Linked DNA regions of Mus musculus: region 2 is linked to region 1. The links are chromatin loops, found by intact Hi-C in ENCODE. Cell type or tissue: left cerebral cortex. All regions are shown on one strand. Links, peaks and the distances in the headings refer to the core of each region. The heading gives the core; the rest is flanking DNA.

The links. A loop is a pair of places that touch in the nucleus more often than their neighbours do. Peaks named below come from ENCODE experiments on the same cell type or tissue, not always from the same donor. Only the 100,000 strongest peaks of a DNase experiment are listed, where the experiment ranks them.
Region 2: it touches region 1 in a loop (6-fold over the local background); 18 of 42 quality-filtered maps call a loop at or near these places.

Annotation. Positions count from the first base shown.
Region 1 is chr8:88,626,156-88,629,060 of GRCm38, forward strand. It overlaps Snx20 (sorting nexin 20), which reads right to left. Exons shown (of 4, transcript NM_027840.3): 4 at 673-1,672. The coding sequence ends at 1,004. Among named protein-coding and RNA genes, the nearest start is that of Snx20, 8.5 kb to the right of the region's middle. In left cerebral cortex, for the core only: a CTCF peak has its summit at 1,219; DNase peaks (open chromatin) are centred at 1,281, 1,697, 2,007 and 2,404; H3K4me3 peaks cover 1,352 bases; H3K27ac peaks cover 951 bases.
Region 2 is chr8:88,679,363-88,682,267 of GRCm38, forward strand. It overlaps Nod2 (nucleotide-binding oligomerization domain containing 2), which reads left to right. Exons shown (of 13, transcript NM_145857.2): 10 at 2,252-2,335. Among named protein-coding and RNA genes, the nearest start is that of Cyld, 16 kb to the right of the region's middle. In left cerebral cortex, for the core only: no CTCF peak of the experiment used is centred there; DNase peaks (open chromatin) are centred at 1,383 and 1,886; H3K27ac peaks cover 377 bases.

The DNA.
Region 1 (2,905 bases), core at 112-2,611:
GGCGTGGCATGTCTAAGACTTGGCCCATTTTCTGTTTCATAGCTGGATACTATGGACCGCATCATTCCTAAAGAACAGGGGCTTATTCAGCACTTGGTTCTGGAAGTCCAAAGTTAAGGGCCTGTGCAGGATAAGAGCCTTCTAAATGGTGGGACTCAAGAGTCCCAAGGCTGAGCAGGGAATCACAAGGCAAGACACAACAGGTAGGCTCCTCGAACGAGGTCACCAGTGCAGTTATATGGTCTCCTCATGCTCTGGTGTAATAATAAGTACTTCCCAAAGGGGCTGCCTGCAGACACCATATTTGGATATAGTAAGTTTCTACCCTCCCCTCCTCGTCTACCACACCTGACTTCCCAGCATCCTTGTAACTTCAAAGAATCATATACTCTCCATCCTGCAGGCTTCCCCTGAAGAGCTTGTTTTACTGAAAGCGTGACACCAAAAGGAGGAACTAGGTCTGTGGGTTAATGGATGCAAATACTTGCAACTGATTGGGGGGTGGGGTACAGGAGCGAAGGGAAGATCTGGGGCTATAGGAGGGGGTAGTCTTTAAGGAAGTGCATTGCATGTTTGTGTAAATTTCTCCTCTGGCTGTCTACAAAAATAGGTGCTTCTTTTTCTTTTTTGGTAGTACTTTAGATTGAAGCAATGGAGTCTCACAAGCACTGTGCCATTAAGTCACATCCTCAGACCTCTTTATTTGGAGCCAGTCTCAGCAAACTTTTTAGGCTGGCCTTGAACACATTCTGTGCGGTAGGCAAGTCCTTCCCATTCCGAGATGGCACGTAAGGTCCATAGTACTTGCAAAGTTTTGATAGCTGAGCTTGTCGGCTTAGGATTTAGAGAACCTGGCACTCAAGGGTCACAAGATGGCTCTTCCAGAGGTCCCAGGAGCCCCTCAAGCCAGGCTTGTCCAAAGCCGTCCAGCAAAGCCCCCAGGCGATGGCGACCCACGACACTGTCTGCGCAGCCTGGATGCCAGGGCACCTGTCGGGCCGCCTCAGGACAGATACTCCCGCACCGTGAGCTCCTTCAGGGTGGCGTCCCTGTGCGTGGGCCTCCGGAGCTGGTTCTCGTCCAGGCGGCTCTGCAGCGCCGCGAAGTCCTTGCCCAGCGCGTAGGCCAGGCGCACCATGGCGTCCAGCAGTGGCGCGTAGTAGCGGTGGTTCTCGCGCGTCCGCAGGCATCGCAGCGCGCGCTCGCCGACTGCGAAGGCCTCGGCCGGCCGCTCGAGGTCGCGCAAGCAGACGAGCGCGGCGCAAAGCGCGGGCACGGCGGCGCTCGGGCAGTGCGCCGTCAGCTTCTCCTGCAGCGGCAGCGCGCGGCCCAGCAGCTCGAGCGCGCGCGCGTACTGGCCGGCGCGCAGGCAGCCGAAGGCCTCGCGCAGCTCGGGCCGCGTGAGGAAGTCGAGGAACTCGCGCGAGCGGCGCACGGCGCGCACGGCGTAAAGCAGCCGCAGGTACTCGCGCAGCTCCCGGCGCCGCTCGCAGATGGTCTCGGCCGACAGGTTCCCGGTCAGGCGCTTCCGCGGGAACGCCACGTCCTCCAGCTCCGGCCCGAAGCGCTTGAGGAGGGCCTTCTGCAGCCTCTCGAAGTCCGAGTAGCGCCGTTCCACCACCGCCTTGTCGCTGTCGAAGCTCCCGGTCTGGATGACCACGACTTGGTACATCTGCAGGCAGACCGGAGAGGATGAGCCTCAGGACAGCCTGAGTGCGCGCCGCACCCGCACCCCCGCGGCTGTGTGCACGCGCACGCGCTCAACCCTGCTGGGGCTGGAACCCAGGGACCGTGCACAAGTCTGGCAAGTGGTCTGCCATTGAGCTATACAGCCTCGCCCCAGGTCATTTGGTTATTTTAAATTTAATTTAATTTTTTTTCCTTTTTAATTACTCACTTTAAATCCCGCTCACCGCCCCCTCCTTGTACCCTCTCCCACAATCCTTTCCCCTCCCCTGTCCCAGGCCATCTGTTTTTGAAATATGAACTAGCCTTGTAGTTTACAGATGGACCCTGATATTCCAGCCTTAGTCTTGCAAATTCTGCGGTTGTAGGCGTGCCCTGCTTGGCAACAGTGTCTCCTTTCCCCCTCTCCCTCTACACACCTGCCCCTGTGCCATTTTTAAAGTCACATTTTGTACGAAGTAATAATATTACCTTTTACATTTTCTTTAAAAAACATTTTTACATGTGTCTGCGGTGTGTGTGTGTGGTTTGTGTAGATCAGAGGACAACTTGTGAGAGTTGGTTCTCATTTTCCAGCATGTGGCTTCTGGGTGTCAAAGTCAGGTGGACAGGCTTGGCAGTAGGTGCTTGTACAGGCTGAGCCATCTGGCTGGCCCTCTGCCATTTTCACGCATACACATAGCATACTTTGAAGTTCATCTCACACTCTCACACACGCGCACACACACACACATACGCGCACACACAGGCACACCTACTCTCCTGCTGTACTATGAGTAAAGGTAGAAAGGCGGTCCCTGGCAAATGTTGGCTCTAGAATAGCAGTGCTTAGATGCACCTTGGAAGAAAAGGCACCGGGAGTTGCTGATGGGGCTGGTGTCTCTCTTGGCTTTTTATCATCAAAAACTGGGGCTCCGTGTCCTAAATTGGGAAGCGTGGGCTGGAGTCAGGAAGGGCCCATCTGGAACACCTGAGCATTTGTTTCAGGCATAACGCATTGGTCTTAGATTGGGAATTTAACCTCCTTGAGCTTCAGTTGTCTCATCTTTAACTTGAGGATGTGTTGGCAATTCTTCTAGGCTCCGTCCAAACAGCTACCTAGTAACAGCTTGTGGGGGCTGCAAGCCAGGTACCAGCCAGGCTATAAGAAGATTTCTTGCACCCCAGCTCCCTTGCTCTCCCCCCTCTTTTTCATTGTCTTTCTCTATGTCTCTCAGTC
Region 2 (2,905 bases), core at 128-2,627, 53 kb after region 1:
TCAGCAAGCAGACATGCCACCCCATACCACATAGATGAAGACTGTCATCCTGGGATTCTTCCCGTAGACACTCCTAATTGTGAGGGCGCAGCCTTAGTTGCTCCCTAGTTGTGGGTAACACAGCAAGAACCATGCAAACGCTGCCATGGTACAAAGACATACTGTGCAGGAAAGGATAATTCTACTAGATGTGCATACCCCAGCCCCTCTCAGGCTTCTTAGCGACAGCCTCAGTTGCACATCTTGCTACCTAGAGCTAGGACCTTGCATTTGCTCCTCCCCAACTCATCTGTGGTTCTGTCGTGTCCCTGTTCAGGTGTCAGTTATGGTGTGTGACACAACTTCTCCTGGTGAGACGTAATGTACAAGTCTACTCGCCCCTGATAGGGAGCCCACAACAGACTAAAGTATGGATTTCACCACTGGTGAACCCTGAGTTTTATTGGGGTTACTTGTAGGAATGTGGGTGAGGGGTTACTTACAGAAGCAGAAATGACCCAAAGACAGCTGTATCACCAATGCCCATCCCAGCCTGGGTGACAACTCGCAAAGCTTGAAACCTAGAGCACACTGCAGTTTGCAGGGAGTTTAATGGGTTGAATCATGCCCTTTCCAAGTGACTGAGTTGGTCTAAACCTGTTCTAGGCAGCTGGGTTGTTTTCTGTTTCCTCCAGGCAACTGGTCTGGTTTCAGAACCTTCTTTGTAGTTGGGCATATCTGAGAGTCTTCTTTACTCTGCTGGGACAGAGGCCCAGATTTTGTTTATGGTGGCAGGGGCCTAGTGAATCTAGTCTGTTTCAGGGACTTCCTGAAGTGATTTTGAATTGTTTACCTTCTTGCTTAAGGAGTCTCCCTGCAGATAATGTTTCAATCTCAGAGGGAACTGTTTCATAATTGGAGAGGCCTTGGATCTAAGGAAGCAGCATTCATTATATGCTGATTGGGAATTCTCCCATCTCTTCTTGATAGAGAAGCACCTCATTGGGAGGCATTGCTTCTAAGGATGATTGCTTGCTTGTCCAGCCCTGGCTATAGCAGAGAGTAGGAAATGCCATGTTTGTTTGTTCTAAGTGTATGGCTTCCCACAACAGAACAAGGTGTTTTTAAAATTATTATTATTAAAATAGGGGAGAAAGGGACATGGGTATTGAATAGCTAGGCATAAAGGAACTTTAGACAAAGTAGATTTAGCAGAGTTAATAGGCGCAAAGACTGATCCACAGATTGGTACTAGGAACTAGGAGGGGTTTAGGTAGCTCCACCCAGCAATGATGGGAGCAGTATTTACCCACAGGAAAAGGAAATAACTAGTTGGCAATGGCTCTCCATTTGCCTCATTTGGATGTGGTATGAGTTGCCAGCCTGTGACCTGCTGAAGTGTGGGTGTTGTGATTGTCTGAAACCTAGCTACTTGCTGCAAGAATATATTCTTGTTAGATTGCTCTTCATTTGCATGCTATATTAAGTTACAGTTTGCTGCAAGGAACTCAAAAGTATGGAGACAAACTCAGGCTAGCTTTGGTGTAAGTTAATTTGAACGCATAATAGAAAGCCAGGAGGCTTTTTTTTTTTTTTTTTCCATCTGTGAGGCTTAGGCCAGCAAAGGTTGATTTTCTTGTGTCTGGAATGTCTGGAGGTAGGCAATTTAGAGCTGGAATGATGTCGACAGCAGGTTACCAGGGCCTCGCCCGTCTCCATCTCTTCCTGTCCCATCATGCTTAGTGTATGTCTTCGTCTCATGATCAAGGTAGCTGCTCCATCTGCAGCAATTACTTTTGCATTTTTTCAGGATTCGGTCTCTGCATGGTATAAGAGCAAGAGACCAGCAGAGCACCTCCCTTTCCAAAGCGTTCCTGGAAGCTCCCATCTGTCAGCTTTCCTTGTGTACCCATGACTGCCGTGTGTCACTTGGCCAATTTTGGTTGCAATGGAAAGCAGGAAATACCATCTCCTTCATGAAGTACATAGCTTCTCACGCCAAAAAGAAGTTTCGTGTTGAGCTAGGAAAAAATGAGACATTCATAATCTAGGACAGCAAGAGTATTTATAGCTGTTCACAATGGGGATTTTTATACAGTGGAAGCATGGACCACCTTTGCACGGCTGTCCTGGGACTGAGACCCCTCACCACTCTTGTCTACTCTTATTTTTATGCATGTTGGGATTTTTTTTTTAAAAAGAGGAGGTCAACCCATTTTGACATCCTCCTCCACAGTCAATGCCCTAAGGACCTCTTCTCTGTTCTTGGCAGCCTAGAGGAAAACCATATCTGTGACGAAGGGGTATATTCTCTCGCAGAAGGACTCAAGAGAAATTCAACTTTGAAATTCTTGAAGTAAGTACCCTGTGATGGTACAATAATGCCCAGTGTGGGGAGGGATTTTAGGGTCTGAGATCAAGCTCTGGCTAGCTCTGGAAACCTCACTGAGGTGTCTGGTAGGGAAAGCTTGCTTTGGACTGGGCAATGAGGATACCAGTATCTATTGCTTACCTGGTATCTGGGTGGCTCTGGGAAACATTGCAAGAACTAGGTTTGGTGTGGCAGAAAGGGCTGGCGCCTGTGGAAGGTGGATCTTGGGTCAGTTATCACTCAGGAGATTAGAACTCCTGCAACTGGAGCCTTCGGGAGTTGACAGAACAAGCTCGACACATATCCACTCCAAGAGTGGAGCTGCTGGATACTTCTCAAGTAAACACCTTTTTGCAAGAGGTGTGTCTATGGGGCTGTCAGTTCTCCTGACCCTCCAGCTTACTCTCACATGGCTTAGCTTGCTCCAAGAATCTAGAGCAGTGGTTCTCAACCTGGCAGTTGCAACCCTTTTGGGGGTTCTAACAACCCTTTCACAGGGCTTGCCTGAGACCATCAGAAAGCACAGATGTTTACGTTAAGACTTATAACAGCAGG